2 separate regions of the Mus musculus genome follow, and region 1 is linked to region 2. The links are chromatin loops, found by intact Hi-C in ENCODE. Cell type or tissue: left cerebral cortex. All regions are shown on one strand. Each heading gives the region's core, and the rest is flanking DNA. Links, peaks and the distances in the headings are about the cores only.

Evidence for each region. A loop is a pair of places that touch in the nucleus more often than their neighbours do. Peaks named below come from ENCODE experiments on the same cell type or tissue, not always from the same donor. Only the 100,000 strongest peaks of a DNase experiment are listed, where the experiment ranks them.
Region 1: it touches region 2 in a loop (2.4-fold over the local background); 3 of 42 quality-filtered maps call a loop at or near these places.

Annotation. Positions count from the first base shown.
Region 1 is chr3:28,238,631-28,248,949 of GRCm38, forward strand. No RefSeq gene overlaps it. Among named protein-coding and RNA genes, the nearest start is that of Tnik, 19 kb to the right of the region's middle. In left cerebral cortex, for the core only: no CTCF peak of the experiment used is centred there; a DNase peak (open chromatin) is centred at 4,139; H3K27ac peaks cover 454 bases.
Region 2 is chr3:28,171,224-28,181,542 of GRCm38, forward strand. Gm42196 (a long non-coding RNA gene) reads left to right here and starts at 5,289. Exons shown (of 3, transcript XR_880709.1): 1 at 5,289-5,431; 2 at 6,535-6,653. In left cerebral cortex, for the core only: a CTCF peak has its summit at 5,486 (motif pointing right); DNase peaks (open chromatin) are centred at 4,555, 5,321, 7,560 and 8,833; H3K4me3 peaks cover 949 bases; H3K27ac peaks cover 1,451 bases.

The DNA.
Region 1 (10,319 bases), core at 1,050-9,049, 67 kb after region 2:
AATACACAGGCCCTTCAAGACTGGGACCTTGCATACCTCCCTGCCTCGTTTACTTGTGTTCACTGAGCTTAGCACACAAGGGGCAGCACGAACAGATAGATATATACTGTGAGGCAGACCTGAGCAGCTGCCCACCTCTGCTGCATTTGTGTAGGTGGAGGCACACAGTACGTGTGGTGAGGTTGGAAAGAAACTGAACAATGGACTGGGGAATGAGACAAAGAATGAGCTGGAGATGAGGAGAGCCCAGTAGAACTCAGCAGTAGGGAGAACTGAGGGCTCAGGAGAAAGGGAAAAGACAAACTCACTTTGGGTCTGGAAACCTGAGAGGTTGATAAACTAGAAGGACATAGCATCCCTCAAACACCTGATGCGTTAGAGAACGCATCAGGGTAGTGAGCTGTGTAGGGTGGGCACAGGATGGGAGAGGAAGGTAGACGAAAGCCACAGAAATGACTCGCCAACTCTGTGATTCCACCAACGACAGACACTACTGAGTGATTTTAGTGTAGATGGTGTGGAAAGAAAGAAAACGACCAGTGATCAGCCTTTTCAATTCAAGAGCCAGGATGCAGGAGATGACGAGGAGTGGGTGATGGATGCGAAACCATGTTTGAAGGTTCGAGCATGCAAGAGACTCCTATAGGGTTTCTACCATTTGGTTGAAAAGAAAAATGAACTGTTCTTTTCAAACCACTGAGTTCTGTATGTGCTGCTAGTAAATGCGTGCATGTAGGGCCATCCACAGGAGCATGGGCAACATTCCAGGAGCCATATCCCAGAAAACTGACTCTCCCTTCCCCAGCAGGGGTCAACTGCAAGTAGCACCTCAGCTAGGGGCGAGGAGGCTTCATGATCAGCTCCTGCATCCCTGCTGGGATTTTGACTCCCCTGAGTTTGTGCAAGACTTGGGCACAAGATTACAACAGTTATGTACTTGTGTGTGCAACAGGATGTTGGAAGGCAGATGAGGTGGGGTGATTTTGGCAAGATATATGTATATATATATATATATATATATATATATATATATATATATATATATATTCTCAAAGAATAAATGCAATATATATGTAATATATAACATATATATGAGAAATGGAAATGGAATGTGCTTTCATCTATCAAGGAAGTGTAAATTATTCCTTACTATCCAGGGAAAATTGGCCCAAGAACCTCCTTATGGATAAAATCCACAGATGCTCGAATCTCTTATTTAAAATGTAGTATTTGCTTATAACCTTCCCATATCTTTCATGTTGTCATCTGGAAGTGTTCCCACAAAACACTCATGTCCAGCTAGTGGGCCAAAGCACTGAGGAACATTTGAATTATGAAAGCTAGTCTCTGGACTAGTCAATGAATTAGTCCGTCGACATATTTGTAGTTGGATGTCATTGTTGGGAAGAGCCTGACACTAGAAAGTGAGACCCAGGCAGAGGAAGTGGGCCACCAGAGGTAAGAGACAAGGTCTTGGACAGAACACAGTGCTCCTGGCTTTCTCTGCCTGCTTCCTGGCTGCTATAAGGTGAACAGCCTCCACCACCCTGTGCTCCTACCATAGTGTTCCGCCTTGCCTCTGGCCCACGCAATGGATCTGGCTGGTCTTGGACTTCATTTGAGGCTAAATAAAGTTCTTCCTCCCTTAAGTTGCTTTCTTCAGACACAGCAACAGCAGTAACCGACGACTGTGTGACAGGCAGCACGCACTCCAGGCCTCGTGTTGGACAAACAGCTATGGTGCTGGATGATGCTGGGGAAAGATTTTCTACTAAAATCTGTATGTGAATCTCATGGATGCAGTTTTGCCGAATATTTCCACCAAGGGATGGAAGTCCTGGAAAAGGGATGGAGGTCCTGGAAAAAGGATGGAGGGCCAACTGTATTTTTAATTATGGAAAGAATTATCTCCATCCCTTGTAGTGACTTTTAGATTTCCCCTTGACTTTGAGTTTCAGGCTATAAATACATCAGCAGACCCAGGGGCCATCCCCTGTGACCTCCACCCCAGATATGCCACTTCATAAGGTTTTGCAACTCACCAAATGAATGCTGGGCAGGAAAAGCCAGTCTCAAAATCATAGATAAGAAAACATTGTCTCCAACTAAAGTTTAATAATACTTAAGCTTATTATAAACCCAATGATCAAATTTGAAAATTCTCAAAAATTCCAAATTATCCTATTTTAATTTTTAAAAAAGATCTTAAAGGAAGGTAGATCACTTGAAATAACAGTTTGAGAAGATAAATTCATGGACACTTAAGATACAATTATGCTTTTAATATTGTATTAATAAATGAACATTCAAAAATATTTTGCAATATCACCCATTAGAGCTTTCAAATCTACACTACCAACCAAAGGATTTGAAAGCTGATGTGCTTTTTCCAGTGTGGGAAACATCCGCCAAGGTTGTGGGTTGATTGTTATAAAGATATGTGTGTGTATGCCTATGTATATGTGTGTGTATGTATGTGGGGGGGGGCATGGAATGTGTGTTTGTGTGTGAATGAAAGTATGTGTGTGTATGTGTATGATTGTCTGTGTGCCTTGTGTTATGTGGGGGTGGGTGTTATATGTGTTTATGTGAGAGAGAAAGAGAGTGTATGTGTGCTTGTGTGTGTGAGAGAGTGTATAAGTGTGTGTGACTATGAGTATGTTTGTGTGTGTGAATGTGTGTGTTTCTTATATTTTTGGTTGTGAGCCTAGCCTTTAACGGCTGAGCCATCTCTCCAGCCCAATGTGTGTGTTTCTATGTGTGTCTGTGAGTGTGTGCACTGTGTGTATATGTACACAAGTATGTATAGGTACAAGTATATATAGTGTGGGTGGAGGCCACAGGTCAATGTTGGATTTTTTTTTAATGTATATTGTATGTTTTGAGGGTCTCTTAGAGAACACGAGGCTTACAGATTGGCTATGCTGGATAGCAATGAACTTTATGGATCCATCCATCACCCCCAGCCCCCAGTACTAAGATTACAGATGCATGCCCACTGCACCTGGGTTTTAGAAGGTTGCTAGGGATCTTCCCATCCCTTCCCTTCCCTTCCCTCCCCTACCCTCCACTCCACTCCCCTCCTTCCCTTTTTTCTTTGCTAGATGTGTTTTTGGGCAAAGGGTGGTGATGATATTGGGATTTAACCCAGATCATCATGCTGTGCAGCACACACGTTACCGACTGTAGCCTCGACCTTGCCACATGGATATTGACCAAAAGTTGCTGTACACTGACTAATATCACTCTTCCTGACTGAGTGACACATGCCAGGTACCCACAGCTATTTCCTATGTTCTGTCTATTTTTTCACTATGTGTGCTTCAGTGGGTCTATGTGGGTGCGTGTGTACACTTCCACACACTGCAGTTTCCCAATGATGTCGGAAGAGAATGTCAGATCTCCTGGAGCTGGAGTTACTGCCAATTGTGAGCTGTTTTACGGGGAACTAAACCTGGGTCCTCTTCAAGAGCAGCAAATGCTCTTAACCACTGAGGTGCTTCTCCATCCACCTGTGCACTTTTTATCCTTCATCAAAAAATGTTAATATTGTTAATAAACTCTGCAAACTGGACAACAGAGTCCAAGTAGTGGTTTTCATTTTTTTCTTTCTTTCTTTCTTTTTTTTTTTTTGCAGTTCCGCAGATACTTATTAAGAAGTTAGATATACAAAACCAATAAGTACCAAGTTATATATGCTTTCAGACTGGCACAATGGGGATAGCCACTCTGAGGAAGAGTTCTAATGCAGTTAGAAGACCGTCATTGTCATTCAAGGGAAAAAGCAAGCGTTACAAATTGACACAAGTCTGATCATGGAGCCAGACTGAATGTTCATAAAGTAATATAAATAGAGTATGTATTTGGCTGTACCATTTTACCTAAGTTTTAGTTTCCTAATTTGTAAGGTGAGACCAATAATTCTGTAGGATTCTCTGCACTATACACTCCTAATGTCAACCTATCTTTGTCTCCCTAAAAAGCTAAGTGGTTTTCCAAAACACTGAAGGCCTTGCAGAATCTAGGTCTTCAGCTACCAAATCTGAGGTTTTCCCACTACATCATGTGACTACAGATTATCTTCCCAGTCATGTCCATGGGTCTTGGCAACACACGCTGTTCTCTTCTAAAGAAACAAGGGAACACTCAGGTCCTATTGATAGTGGCCTCCTTGAGCCCAGCAGAGCAAGAGACTGCGAAGGGACATTGCAGCCAAATGCCCCAGATCCACATTCTAGACTTTCAGATGGTCTCAGGACTCTATGAACAAAAATGATCAATGTGCATTTTCTCTGGTGACAGGGTCAGTAGTGTCCAAGTGATCAAAAGCATCCAGCAAGCAGAGTTCAGAAGGCATGAATTAAGTACCTGCTTTGATCATCCTGGAGTTTGATTTTTCCTTTGATAAAAAGAGCCCAAGGGGCTGGTAAGGTGGCTTGCTCCTCAAGTCTAGAGACATGGTCCTTGGAACCCCACATAAAGGTGAAAGATAAAACCAGTTCTACAAAGTTGTCTGCTGACTTCTACACACCCTGTGCGCCCTTCACTTTATGTATACACACACACACACACACACACACACACATGTAATAGTATTAAATTAAAAATTTAAAAGTCTGAGCTGTGTAAGAAGATATCAAGAATTGCTTTTTAAAACAGCCAAGGTTCACCCCTTTCTTCTCCCCTCCCGACTTCTCCTTTGCTCTTTCTTCTCTCAACTCTTCCTTCCCTCGCCTCTCTTTTCCTTTCTCCACTTTCCCTGCCCTCCCTCCTGTCTATCACCTATCTACCTACCCATCTACTTATCTATCTATCTATCTATCTATCTATCTATCTATCTATCTATCTATCTATCATCTGATTTCTCTTAACTAAGGTTCTTGTACATGGTACATGTTATGACCTTACAAACCTCCTACCCCAGCTTCCTGAGTGCTTGAATGAATGGCATGTGCCATCCAGAGATTGTCATTCAGGATCATCCAATCTCTCTCTGGGAGAAGACTGAGCTTACAAAATTTTACTATGCTTAAGAATAATCTGAAAACAGCGTCCAAATAAAGTATGACTGGATATCTTACGGTTTCCATTGCTGTAAAGAGACACCATGACCATGACAACTCTTAGAGGAAAACGGTTTATTGGGGCTGGCTTACAGGTTCAGAGGTTTAGCCAGTTATAATCATGGTGGGAAGCATGGTGGCAAATAGACACACATGGTACTGGAGAAGGAGCTGAGAGTTCTACATCTTGATTCACATGCAGCAGAAATAAAATTAGAAATACTTCCTACTCTAACAAGGCCACACCTCCTAATAGTGTCCCTCTCTGTGGTCTATGGTGGCCATCTTTATTCAAACTACCACACCAGAAATCAGATAATATTAAGAATAAATTATGGATGTTTTGTTAGAAGCCACTAAAGCAGAATTTTCCAATAATTGAATTATGAGCCGAAGTAAAATCCTGGGTCCAGTGCAAGAAAAAAATGTCCTATCAAATTCATTAAAAGATTTATTATTGTATTTTTTTTTAAAGGTGACTGGTATAGTGCCCAAGAGAGAACAAAAACTAACGAATGCCTAAAGTCCACTGACCTGAGCCTGGGAGCCAGATGGGCTGTCAGTAGCTGCTTGGCAGAATAACCCTTAATGCTGTAAATGTTCATCAGGAAAGTGCTTGCATTTCCAATCATGATGCTAATAATTCTGCAGAAGGTGGCTATAAATTCGATCATGTAAGACAGTCTCTCTGTGCTGGTTGGGTATCACACTTCCTTCTAAGTGTGACAGTGACACTGTGGTTTTCCTGCCCCTCCCCAGTTTGTTAAACGTCCACCACTGAAAAGATAATGGTCCAGCTTCCTACATGCCCCGGCATTAGCTGCTCTTCTCATTGCTGTGACAAAGAACCTGACAAAGCAACTTAAGGAAGAAAGCGTTTGACAAGGCTCACAGTTTCAAAGTACAAACTTACCTGGAGGAAGGCCTGGCCACAGTAGCTTGAGGTAGCTGTCACATTATACCTGCAGTCAGGAAGCAGAGAGAGAGACAATGCTGGTGCTGAGCGCTCTCTCTCTCTCACTCTCTTTCTCTCTCTCTCTCCCTCTCCCTCCCTCCCTCTCTCTCTCTCTCTCTCTCTCTCTCTCTCTCTCTCTCTCTCTCTCTCTCTCTTTATCTCTCCTTCCTCCACCCTGCTGTGATCAGTCTGGAAATGCCCTCACTAATATGACCTAGGAGGTGTGTCTCCTAGGTGATTCTGAATCTAGTCGGGTTGACTGCGATTAAGTCCCATGGCTCTGGAGCCCCATTCTCCTGCCGTGAACATCTTATACTACTCTTTGACAGTTGCCACAATGGAAGAGGCAGCATCGGTGTATCACTGCTAACTGACCTACGTGCTTTACCCAGATCCTACTTTGCTCATTGCATCAAATTGGGGCAGCAAGCCATCAACATGGCCATCACTGATGCTGTGACCTATGACCCTTGGTTAAGACAGCGCTTGCTGTTTGCTGGGCTTCTCCACTATACCAGCTACTCCCTTATCCAAACTCTGACTGGGAAGTACTCCACTCAGCACAGGCCTCATTCAAGTAGCTCTCCTTTTCTTGAGATACATAGTGAAATATTTATAGATAAATTGATTGGTTGGTAAGGATTGGTCTTCAGATAGTCAGCCAAGAAAATAAAGCCTGAGAAGGGGTGAGGATGTAGCTATAACTAAGCATGACCCCTTGCCCATGGCTGTTGACGGTGGTGATGCCTACAGAGAAGCTAGATAAACTCTACTTTTGAGTGCTTTAAAATTTTCAAATAAGCTTTTTCCCCTCTAGCGCAGCCGACTCTGCAGGTCTGTGTGGAGCTGCGGTTGCGGGTCTCTGTTTCGCAGGATGGGGTTCGTGAAAGTTGTCAAGAATAAGGCCTACTTTAAAAGATACCAAGTGAGATTTTGAAGGCGGTGAGAGGGTAAAACTGACTACTATGCTCGGGAACGATTGGTGATCCAGGACAAGAATAAGTACAACACACCCAAATATAGGATGATAGTTCATGTAACTAAGAGAGATGTCATCTGCCAGATTGCATATGACCGTATAGAAGGGGATATGATCGTCTGTGCAGCATCTGCACATGAACAGGAAGGGGCTGCTGAAAGCTAAAGCAGTTTTCTATGAAGATTGTTTCATAAAGACAATAAACATATTAATCAAGCAAAAAGAAAAAATTTTCAAATAAGAGTTGTTTTTTTGTTTTTGTTTTGTTTTGTTTTGTTTTTAAATCTTCAAACTAGTTTCTTCTCAAACTGCAGAGCTAGGTTTTTAGGCACAGTGATATTCATATTCCAGAACGTATTCATCCAGAAACGAGGTGACTGCTAGGTGTGACTGACAAGGGCGCCTTGAATGAACTGGGCCATTTGTTTGGGAGATTTAACAAGGAAGATTCCTATGAAGTGTGCTCCTGACATTTTCCTGTCTCTAACCATCTATGGACAGAGGATACTGTGGGGTCAATCCACCAATGCTCCACGTTCTTAGTGCTGCTTACATAAGCTGACGTCTAGTGGAGTCCAACTGCTGAGAAGCTGGGAGCTTTAACCTTCTTAGAAGGCTGAACTGCTTTGGATGAGCTATTAGAGTCAAGCTGCCAGATCACACACAATGCCCAACCAAGGTGGGTTAGAAACATCATAAATTGATCTCTTATTAGTTCTAGAGAGTTCAAAGGCAAAGTACAGAAAAATTCAGTGTCCTGTGAGAGCTTGTTCCTCATAATGGCACCTTCTGGTTGAGTCCTCTTGTGGAAAGGAGAAGCGATCATTCTAGACAATCTTACAGAAGGCCACTGACCCTATTCACAAAGCTCTGCCCTCAGGACCCCATTGCCCTTCTTAAAGCCTCTTATGCAAGCATCCTGGGAGGTAGGAATTCAACACATGAACTTGAGGGTGGTACACAAGCACACACACCCATCCCATTGTTTGGTTCATTAGGAGTCTTTGGTGTGATTCTCTTAGAACTTCCAAGAGTTCCGGCATAGTGCAACGATGCTGCCTAGATGCTGTCTGGGACTGTAGAAGGCAGGTCAGTGCTGGCTTCCTGAGAACTCACCAATGATTTCAGTACAAATCCAGAACCTCTTTCCAACCAACTTTTATCTGCTAGTTTTCTTCCTGTTTTTGTTTCTTTGGTTGATTTTAGATTATTTGGGATATGCAAAGTCTCATGTATCCCAAATTCAAACTTTTCGCTTGCATGCATATATCTGTGATCATACGAGTGCATGTATATCTGCACATGTGTAGGATATTATATGTTCATATGCTTGTGAATGTGTGTGTGTGTGTGTGTGTGTGTGTGTGTGTGTGTGAACCCAGTGTTTATCTCAGATTTCTTCCTCAATTATTACCTTAGACATCAAGGCAAGGTCTTTTGAACCCAGAGCTCACTAATTTGCTTTGGCTAGCTAGCTAGGCAGCTTGTTTAGAAGATACTGTCCCTGTCCCCGCCCCTGGGGTTACAGGTGGATGACCTGGCTTTTACAGGGGAGCTGGGAAACGGAATTCTGACTCTCATGCTTACATGGAAAGTATTTTAACCACTGAGCGATACACCAGCCTTGAATTTTATAGTTTTTGAGAATGAATGAAAATGATAAACCCAGAGTGGATTTGCTTTCTCTCATGTAGGTTACAGGCCTCAAACTTGCAATGTAGCTCAGAACGAAACTAAATTTGGGATCCTTCTTCCTCCCAAGTGCTGAGATTAGAGGTGTGCCGCACTGTCTGGTTTATGTGGTACTTGATGTGGAGCCCAGGCCTTGTGAGTACCGTAGGCAAATACTCTATCCACAATTGAGCTCTATCTCCAGCCCAACCACTGATTTTGATTAGAATTTTTAGCATAAGTTTAGCCAGAGAACAACTGCTTTATTATTGGAACCAAGTAGTTGTACAAAGTTGCAACTTTAAGATGTCAGCCTTTAGAGAACTCAAGACTTGTTCAACATTTACTGACTTCAAAGTGACTAGCTTGACTTGCCTTTACTGGCTTCCTCACTAAACGTCATAATTACTAATTCACTTTTTAATGAATGCCACTTTTATTGAGGTGCTTATTAAAGCACTTAATATTGCAAGCGTTAAGCTAGACACTCCAGAAATAGAGCTAAACTCAAGAAATGTCTTTAGAGTCAAGAGTTCCACAGAGGAAAAGGAAACCAAGGACTACAATATAATCATTTCAGTGTTTTGGAAAAGAGTTCGCCTATGCCAGGTTAAAATCTGTGCACATGCCCACTGGCGAGACTTTGATGAATCTTGAGACTTTTGTCTTCTGTCCTCTTTAGCTAGTTGATCCGCATAATCCCTCTTTGTTCCCTAGCTTCTTTGGCTTAAAGTTACCACTCTGCCAAACTTCCTGGGCTCCATCTTTGGCAGTGCCTCCCACACTGCAGCCACAGTGGCAAACAGACTCACTTAGTTTGGCACTTTATAGAGGCCCACACATTAAGGGAAATAATGGCCAGTTGTGTATCACCATTTCTTTAAGGTAAAAAGCACAACATGAATCAAGACAACTTTCAATGTCTGGGGTACAACGTGGTATTGTAGAAGGAGCAGTAGATGGGAAATCTGGTAGAGAACAATTGTGATAAATACAGCCTTGCTTTACAAGTTCTGCCCCTCCCCCAAAGCCTTCAGGTCTCAAAGCTCTTCCCTGTGTGAACTCCAGGGCACTGAGCCCCATCCCACAGAGTCCCTAGACCTCTGGACTTGGCTATATTCAAGGTCCCTTCAAGCTTTAAAAGTCTAACGGAAAGCTTTATCTACTATATGACTTAATGTCAGGGTCCAGCTGGGCTCCCTTCCCCTCATCCAGCTCTGGATACCTTGCAGAATTGTGTCATTACAAATATGTGGCTATGGAATGAAAAGTGAACATTATTTCCTGTATATGGTGAGGTAGGAAAAACTTGAGTGTAAAATCAAAGAGGACACGGTTCTACAGACAGGTTATTGGGTGGGGGTGGGGGTTGAGATGGCAGGAAATATGGCCCTGTGAGCTTTTGACACGGTCTGGAGAGGCCTAGTGGTGAGAATTAATGTCCTTTCATCATTTGTAAGAGTATTCTTGGTCATTGGCCAGCCATGGGTAGAATATTGTGTGCTAGGTCCTAGGAATGCTGAGAGAAGCAGGCTAAAATCTTCATCACTTGGCCAGATTGCAAGAGAATTTAAAACTTAGTATTTAAGGAGATTAAACAACTGCTATGAAATCATAAACAATTACATTTCTGTAATAAATATTGAAGGAT
Region 2 (10,319 bases), core at 1,146-9,145:
TTTCTGTGCCTACTGTTTTGAGACTGTGTTCTACTTCCTCTAAATTACCTTTTCACGGGGAGTTTTAGTGTTTTCTAGAAGCAGGGAACGGACCAAGTGTTCTTTGAGTGATTCCAGCAGAGAACCGCACCAGAGAGCAGCAGGTCTCAGGCCACGTGATTATCGCCCCCTGGGGGCTGTTGGCAACGTCTAGACATTTTTGGATTATGCAATCACCGGAAGAGGAAGTGTAATAAGCAGAAAAGAGAGCTATTGCCAAATACCTACCATGCATAGGACAGTGCCTGCCACAAGAAACAATATCTGGTTTACACAGCCACTTCCCTTGTCTTCGGATGAATGGAACGCTGCTCTTTCTGCTAACCCGTGACAACGTCTGACTTGGGGAGCCCACAGCAGGAAAACCTCATCCCATTCTCTTCAAGGCTCCCTCCACCATCCCCCCTGCAGCAAACTGAGGGGAAGGGGTATCTGATTTCCAAGCTCGTTTTGCAGGGTGGGGAATTCAAGTTCCCAAGACACAGGCTCAACCTGAGATGGTCCTCCCTATAGGAGTACCTGCCTTCCGCGTCCCTCGTGGATGGTGCGACACCAGACTTATCTGGTTAAAGAGAAATGCTTCCTTGCTGCCTTCTTTGCTGGGGACAAGCCCCAGACAGTTGCACTGGTAAAAACCTCAGGACCAGACCCAAAGCCTCAAGGTCCACAGACAACGATGCTAATAGGTTGGAAATAGGCACAAAAGTCCAAACAGGAAGCTTTCTATCCTCCCCCTGACTCCTCCTCCCTCTGGGTTCAGGTATCTGTTCCTTTCCCTCTTCCGGACACTGTCCCAGCTAGCAGGAAGTTGCCAGGAAAGCGAATCTTACTATGTTCTTTGAGACTGAACGTGCTGATGTTTGTAACGAGCTATGGAGAGAAAATGATTAATCCAAAGTCATGACCACCCCTGGGGGTCTTCGTTGTCCCCAAGGGGCTGACAAACCAGATGGTGACTGAGGTGACCACTTCACTCTCACGGAAGGGTTAGTGTAGGGAAGGAGCCAAACTCACCATGTATGGCTACACAGTGCTCCATGGGGCTCAGTAGACCCTGGTATGCTTTTTTGTCTTTTCTTTCTTTCTTTCTTTCTTTCTTTCTTTCTTTCTTTCTTTCTTTCTTTCTTTCTTTCTTTTGGACAGATGATTATGTTTGTCACTGAGAGTGACCTTGAACTGGTTCTCATACTGCTAGTCTCACAGGGACGTGCCACCTCTCTGCAGAGCTGCTGGTGAAAGCCAGCGCTAGCCCGACACTCCACTGCTCAGCCCGCATCGTCAACCCTGTACAGTACACTGTCACAGCAACCTAAACAGGGTAAGATGGCAAGAAGAAAAAAATGTCACAAAAGCTAAACAAAACCAAACAGAAAATAGGAAGAGTGACATCTCCGTGAGTTTTATTTGTTTGTTTAGTCTAAGTCTCACATGGTCCAGGCTGTCTTGAATTCACTCGGAGAACTGATGGTTGACTTTGAACTTTGGTCCTCTTACCTTCAGCTCAGCAGATGTTGGCATTATCAATCCTTCCTTACCTTCTATCAATTAAAAAGTTCTTATAAATATCATATACATTTCCATATTTCATTTTATGTGCATCTTGGCATACAACCAAGTACTTTCTATGGGTTTCCACGACTGTTCCTCACAACCCTATGCAGTGGTAATTATTATCCAGATATTAATATAAAATAATATGTGAGGAATAATAAATATAACCTGCAATGATTGGAGACTTCGAGGAATTAGTCAGTAGTACAACAGGCAGAGATAGGATTTGATCCTGACGATAGCTGTGATTACAAAGTTACACCATAATGTTTTGTGTTCAGGAAATAAATCTCTGAGCCTCTTTGCTCCAGGCATCTCAAATAATGCCGGTTCAAAGAACAAGAAGAGTGTTCTTGGACTCAGTGGCTTCCTCTGCTGCTTCTGTTCGGCCCCGTAGTTACAAAGGTGGCCACAGGAGACCTGCAGAAGCGGGACTTCACGTTCAGTCCACAGAACAGCCACGTCGTCATTGCTGAGACCAGCGGTTCTCAACCTGTGGGCCTCAGCCCCTTTAGGGGCAAATGACCCTTTCACAGGGGTTGCCTAAGATAATCAGAAAACATAGATACTTACATTTCAATTTATAATAGAAGCAAAACTATAGCAGTGAAGTAGTAATAAAACATTTATAGAGGCAGGCAGATGTCTGAGTTCGAGGCCAGCCTGGTCTACAAAGTGAGTTCCAGGACAGCCAGGGCTATACAAAGAAACCCTGTCTCGAAAAAAAAAATTATGATTGGGGGTCTCCATAACATGAGGAACTATATTAAGTTGTCTCAGCATTAGGAAGGTAGAGAACTGTCATAGACACCCAATAGAGTCTAGTCTTTTCTTTTCCCTCCTCCTTCCCTACCTCTTTGAGACAAAGCTGCCTGCAGCCCAGAATGGCCTGAGAATCACATATAGCCAGGGTAAACTTTAAACCTTTCTTGCCCGTTCCTCTCAAGTCCTGGGATTACAGACATGTGCCACCATACTCAATCTATTCAGTGCTGGGTTACAAATCTTGTCTCCTAGAATCCTAGGGAGGAACTAGGAGCTACTAAGTGAGCTGCCTCTCCAGTCCAGAAATCCAATTTCTTAAAATATCACAGCCTGTGTTATGACAAAGCCTCCAGGTGGTTTTAATGCACTAAAGCTTAAGAATCAGTGACCTGGGAATGTCATTGCCGCGTGGCCATAAGTGTGAAGCAGGGACTGAAAGGGTAGAGGAAGCAATAATTACAACCATTGCAATTGAATCGGAGGCTACTTTTCTTGTTTTTTAACTGCCACTATCTGAGACACCTGGGGCAAAACGGCTCAGTTATTTACTGTACACAGAACGGTGTGAAGGACCTAGGAGAGTCTACATCTAATTAGCTGTGAAACTGCATATTTTGTCTTTGATTTTCAATGGACCCATCTCTGTCGTGTCTGCCCTGTGCCAGGACCCTCCCTGTCTCTCTTCCAGCTCCCATCATCCTCCATACCACATTAACTCTTTGCTTTGATGGTTTCTATTGTGTAGCTTCTGGAACAGACCTCAACTCCTTAAGTTGACATTTAAGAACCCTGAAAATATTGTGCCCTGACTATTTTCTTTCTTTTCCTTTCTTTCTTTCCTTTTCTTTGCTTCCTCTCTTTCTTTCCCTTTCTTTCTTTCTTTCTTTCTTTCTTTCTTTCTTTCTTTCTTTCTTTCTTTCTTTCTTTTCTTCCTTCCTTCCTTCCTTCCTTCCTTCCCTCCCTCCCTCCCTCCCTCCCTCCCTCCCTTCTTTCTTTCTTTCTTTCTTTCTTTCTTTCTTTCTTTTCTTCCTTCCTTCCTTCCTTCCTTCTTTCCTCCTCCTTCCTTCCTTCCTTCCTTCCTTCCTTCTTTTCTCCTCCTTCCTTTCTTTCTTTCTTTCTTTCTTTCTTTCTTTCTTTCTTTCTTTCTTTCTTTCTTTCTTTCTTTCCTCCCTCCTTCCTTCCTTCCTTCCTTCCTTCCTTCCTTCCTTCCCTTCTTTCCATCCTTCCTTCCTTCCTTCCTTCCTTCCTTCTTTCCTCCCCCTTCCTTCCTTTCTTTTTTGATAAGGTGCTTTGGAATTACTTATGTAGCTGAGGGTGACCTTGAACTTCTGAAGCCTCTACTTTCTGGGTGCTGAGATTCCAGGTCTTAACTCCATGTCCAATTGGTGCTTGGGGACTGAAGCCACGACTCTGTGCATGCTGGGTAGGCACTCTCCCACCTGACCGCTAACCCAGCCTTGAGCCTTTCTTATTCTTACCTTTGAGCACCTGAAACCAGATCATTGAGTTTGCCACAGACTCAGTGTTCTCACTCCACCAGTTGTTTATACAGTTTTCTCTAGCGAGGATTACTTCATGCTAGTCCTTCCACATTTACAAAGTCTGCCTCCCATATCATCTGCTTCACAGTCTCTCTTGATCCTTCTAACTACAGATTTGTACAGGATTCGTCTTTAATTATATGCTTGTGAACACGCTTTCTATGTTTCCCTACTAGATTTGGGGAAGACAGATATTTGTCCATTTTTATTGTTGCATTTTTCTATAGAGCTCCACATTGTGATGAAGCTTGATAAATGGTGTGTGTGTGTGTGTGTGTGTGTGTGTGTGTGTGTGTATGTGTGTGTGGTGTTTGCCTGTACATGTTTGTGAGTGCATATATATATATATGCATGTGCACCTGTAAAGGTCAGAGGTTGATTTGGGGTGTCCTTCTCAGTTACTGTCTACCTTGTTTTTTGAGACAGGGTCTTTCACTTATTAGGGCAGACTGACTGGCCTACAAGCCCTAAAAAACCCTCTTGCCTCCTCCTCCTCCTCTCCACTGCCGGGAGAGCAAGCATGTGTTTGCACATGGGAGCTGGAGGTCTGAACTCAGATTCTCATGCATGCAGACAGACATTATACTGAGCCTTCTCACTACCCCTAACATATAGTTGTTGAATTAATGAATACACAAATGCTGTGTGTGCACGCCCACGCACGTGAATGCATGTACACACACAGAGACACACAGACACACATACACACATACACGCAGACGAAAGACTTTCCTTCTCTTGTTTTCCTAAATGTTCCCATCAAAATCAAGGATATTGTTTTTCTCTAACAAATTTCTGTCTATTTAATTCTTCTCAAAACAAGGCCATTGCTATAGTACAAAGTTATCAGCAGCAAGGGCATCAGCCGAACCAGATTAAGTGTTCCCACAGTATCTGCTCCTTCATAGCAATGTAGAAGGAACTTAAACATTGTTGCTAACCTCGGTGAAGAGCAGAACAGAAAGGCGAGGCCGAGGCCAAGCAACTTAAAACAGAACCAACTCTCCAGGGCATGCTCATCCGAGCCCTAATGGTCTCTAGTTAAAATTGCTGGTCTGGCTTACATCCAAAGATGAGGGAGAGAGGGAAAGAGAGAGAGAGGGAGAGAGGGAGAGAGGGGGTGAGGGAGAGAGGGAGAGACAAGGAGGGACGGGGTTTGAGATTCTTCCCAGACAGCGTTAAAGCAGGATTTAGGGAAACACTCTCTGCTTCATCTCAAAACTGTCATTCGTCCGATTTTCCTCACAGGCTAAAAAGAGAAAAGAGGAGCAAGGGACATTGTCAGCCCTCAGCCATCCAGCGCTGAGCAGAAAGCAAAGTAGAGGCCTGAGTTTCCCTTTCAGCAGGGAGCCAGTTGCCATGGTGAGGCAGAAGCCTTCTCCAGACTCCAAGAGCAGAGTGGTTCTGATTGGTTCCAATAGGCCTGGCACTCCAGGATTAGAGCTGCAGTCTATCCAGTCACAGGCTCCAGGCATCCAGCTCCAAGGGCGGTCGGGCGGGGCCGTGCCTCCTCCGCCTCAACAGTTGTCTCCCAGGTAGAGATTCCAGTCTCCGCAGCACTTCAGTTTTCTGAGGGTAGTGGCCTTTTCTGTGGACCTCCAGGGGGCGGGAGGAAGAATGGAGAAATGGCCTAGCGCACCAGGCAAGACGCTGGCCCCCTTCTGCCTCTTTCCCTGTCAGTGTGTAGGGTCCTCAGATCTGGATTTGGCTTTTATGTTCGCTGGCTTTGAGGAATGCCTCTCACAGCGACCTTCTTCCATTCTAGGCGTATTTTCTGCCACATAAAGGTTCTCATAGGAAGCACATGGGTTTCCTACATCCATAGTCTATCCATGGACATAATGAAAGCTTTTATTTTTAAGGATTTGTTGTCTTGTTGTTTCAGTAGCAGTGATGTCTAGGGCCTTAGACATGCTATGCAACACTCTAACATTGGGTAACCCTCAGTCTGTACAGGAATTTTCCTTGAGGGATATGTGTGTGTGTGTGTGTGTGTGTGTGTGTGTGTGTGTGTGTGTGTATGTATATATATCATATATTATAGTATACATTATAATATGTACACACATACATATATAAAATATTTCCATATAATATATGTATATGTATAAAATACAAAATATACGATTATTTTATGTATTATATGTGTATATAATAATATGTATATGTTATATACATAACATAAAATACATATATATTGTATACTATATACACATACAAATGTATATATTTAGAAGTGTTTGGTTGTTTTGCTTGCATTAATGACTATGTACCATGTATGTGCCTGGTAAACTCAAAGGTCATAAGAGGGTCCCTAGAACTGAAGTCGCAGAAGGCTGCTAGTCACCATGCAGATGCCTGGAATCAAACCCAGATCCTTAGGAAGAGGAGCAAGTGCTCTTTTAACTGCTGAGGCATCTCTCCAGGCCCTACCTTGGACATTTTGGAAAGGTGTTAGGAAACATTGCTTGGCAAAAAGTGCAATTGTTTCTCATAAAATGATCAAGCCAGTCACAATCCAGCAAATACAGGGGAGGTAGGTCCTGCTAGCTGATTAACCATTGACAGTTAGTGGCTTTTAGCAGAGGGAGGACAAATTTGTTTTTCTCTGTTTGATTGTTTGTTTGTTTGTTTTTAGAGATGGGGTCCCTGATAGATTGCCCATGCTCCTGCAGACAGCCTCATACCCGTGCACATACTGGCATCACTAATTACTCCGTGGGTTAAAAGAAACTCGGGCTTGATGCTTGGAACATGGTGAGAGCATATGGGGGGAACTGAAGAGGTGCAGCGGGAGGTGGATACGATCAAAACATATTTATACATGTATAAAATACATGTCTCAAATAGTAAATAAAAGATATAGTTCTTAAAGTAGTGTGTGTTGGAGTTAGTGTCACTGTGAAGCAGTCATCTTGCTGTGTCAAGATGTCTTCTTTTAGTAGGCCAGATATCTAATAATGCAGAAAGATGATCAATATAGATTAAGTATAAAACACTGATTACAAAATAATTAACATTGTAATATAAATACTTATCCCCAGTGATAAGTGAAAAAAGAATGGAGAGAATAAATGTTAATAGAAATAATGGTTACTCTGGAAAGTACATAGTGTTTGCTTGCTTGCTTGCTTTTTTTTTATCCCTTCAAACTCATCCCTGTAAGTACTATGCTTTCTATGTTATTTGTCTTGGCAATAAGAAAAGACAACCAAAGCATACTTTCAAATTTCTAGATAAGTCAAGTTCAGGGGTAGGTCCTGGGGACAGGAAGTTTGACTTTCATTCATCAGGAATATAGATCGGTGCATCTAGGGCTCCTGGTATAAAGCATGATGTAATACAAGGAGAGTGGGCCGAGGCTGCTGGGACTTGACCTGAGTCTGAGTCATATGTGATAGCTGAGATCATAAATTACGAGCATCAGTGGCCCTTGCTCCGAGGATTAGGAGAAGCATCAGAGGAGTTCACAGGCAGTCCTGGGCTTTCTCTGTGTTCTCCTTCCCTGGAGGAGTGAGCAATGTGCCTCTGGCAGAGAACCAGTCTAAAATGCCGCAGCTCTATCTCTGCAGGGACGACCACTGCCTTCTGCAAATGCCAGTTACTGTGTAGTGCGGTACACTCTGCTTCACCCATACTCCCAGCACCTTGAGATCCAGGCACGGTGTTTGTCAAGTTCAAATGAAACTTGGACAAATGGCTGAGGTGCTTGTTGGCATACCAAAGCACATGGTGGCCTCTAGGCTCTCTTAGAAAGTACTTGTTACAGAGAAATCCTGGCTAGCATTCCCTCCTCCCTATTTTAAGTCTCTCCAGCTCTGAGACTGCTTTCTTTCCCCCAGCTTCTGTTTCCTATTAAACAAACAAACAAACAAACACAAAAAGTCCTGCCATTTTGGGCCATGAACTCTCTCTCTCTCTCTCTCTCTCTCTCTCTCTCTCTCTCTCTCTCTCCCTCCCTCCCTCCCTCCCTCCTTCCTGTGTCCCTCCCTCCTTCCCTGTTCTCTTGGTCTTTAGCTCCTCTCTTGGTCCACTTGCCCTCTCTCCTCTTCCCTGTCTCTTTTCTCTTCCTCTCTCACAGACCACCCTCCCTCCTCATGGCCTGCTTCTATCTGAACGCTTTATGCTTTCAGATGCCCCTGGCTGCACCTTCCTCATATCTACAATAAAATTCTTTTCCTCATCTACACCTTGCCGTGGTCTTCTCCTCATTTCATTCAGTGTTGAACACGTGTAATCCCCAAACTGAGGAGGCAGAGGCAGGAGCATTGTTGAGAGATCCTATTTGAAACACAACCAAACTCTCTACGTGTAGCTAAGTGGTAGGACACTTGCGTAGCATGCACCATGTGCTGGGATTGAGAGCACCAGCAGTGAGCAAGAAAGAAGAAAAGAGAGAGAAAGAAAACAAGGGAGAGAAAAGAGAGAGAGGAGGGGAAACTTCTACCATACAGGCTATAGCACACACCATAGAAATGCTTTCCTAAAGCCTCCTTCTCTGTACTGAAGAACTCGGGAATCCACAACCCAGTCATCAAGGGGCTCACTGAAATCCTCGAACATCAGAACAATGAAGGGTCAGCCATACCCGCTCTGGCAAGATGAGGCACAGTTTGTGTGGAAGACCAGATAATCACTGGGCAAATTGGGAAGCATGGGAAGAAGTGAGGGAGTCGTCTGGTCCCCAAAGCGATAAAGGAGATGGTAGAATATGTTCCCCAGAATTAGGGCACATCGGCTCATACAAATTATTCATAATGAAGTTGACCCACTCTAAATATAAACTCCCTTCTTAAAAAAGCTCCAAGTAAAACTTTGATGCAGTGTCTTAAAAAAAAATTGATCTCTAGGGACAGGAACTGGTCGATAGCGTTTTACAGACTAACTCCAATGGGTGGCCAAAGTCGAAATCCACTGGCCTGGATTCGCAGTAGACACTGATGCAGGCTGGCACTGTGCTTGCAGCACGTCTGCCAGTGGGAAACTAAACTGTGGCTCCTGTTAGCCTTGGAGACTAGCTCTTCTTAGACTCTGTAAGATGTTAAAAGTAAATTTTGTTTGCACAGTTACTTAAAATTTTATTTAAATAATCACACCCAAGGACCCTTGGTCAACACAAAGTGTAGCTGAACCCCAAGTTCCCTTCTCTAGAACTTTACCGACTTCCCCAATAATGTTTGAGATCATTAATCATCACTTCTTTCGCCAGGCCTGTCCAGACATTTGGCACTTTGTTACCATTCCAAATATCCCATCAGGTCACAAGCTATTTCCTCTGTCCCTTTCTCTAGGGGTATGTAATCTTACCCACTCAAGATGACCTCATTTAATTCTGGGGGTGACGTAGATCTATGTGTAACCCACATCTGACACCACCTTCCTATCTGACGTCTAGGCAGACACTGCCTCTGCTATGGGATACCTCATGGTGCATTAGTCAGCACCTGAACAAAACAACTTAAAGGAAGAAAGATTTATTTTGGCACACAGAGGTTTCGGTCCACCACGGCAGAGAGGGTGTGTCAAGTGCCACTGACATCTTAATGGCTAGGAAGCAGAGAGAGAAAATCTTTCCAATTCCCCCAGAAGGGATAGCCTGCAGGTAGCCCTAACCTGATAAGCATTGCCAGGCCTCCCAAGGCTTTCATTTTAAATCTGAGTGGAAACCTCAATGATCCTGCAACTTCTACATTGCCTATGTTCCAAAATCGTCATCCCATGGATGAAGCTGAGCTCTCCGCTAAGATCTGGCAGTGCCTGGGAGTTTGTCACATGTGGAGGTAGCCAAAGAATTATGGTATGTGAGAAGATGAAAGTCATCTCTCTTGCCTTGAGGTAATTCAGACTGATTTGTGACGATGCTGACACACGATTTTACCCCAGTGCCATCTGTTTTGCTGGGCTCCACCTGAATTTTCACTCTTACAAAGGCCTTGTGCCTCCTCTGTCTTGGTTCTCAATTGTCTTACTGGAGTCTTGATTATTGAGTTATTTATGGCTCCCTTTAGAGATATCAACTAAAATGTGTTCCTTTTCCTCCCTTAATAATCTGGCAATGGTTAAAATGTTGCCAGGTGACCCCTCTTTCTAAACTACAATTGTTCTGGGGGTTCTAGGAATGATATACCCATTCCTCCTTCCTTTGGGGCTGGAGATATTAACTAGATATCTTCTTCTAGCTCTAGTCCCTCAGTGCTGTCGCTTGGGCTCTCTTGTTGTCTTAGCGTTACAGCACATTTCCGAGAGTTTCAGATGGGTAGGAACTAAGGAAATCAGAGATGAAGGCAGGGAGGGGAAGCAGGAGGGAGGGGGCAGAGGGAGAAGAGGAAAGGAAGTGCTGGGCTATGAAATGAGTGTCCCCATAGGCTCCTCAACCAGCTGTACCTCAGCTCAGAAGGCAGGGCCTTGATGGAGGGAAGACAT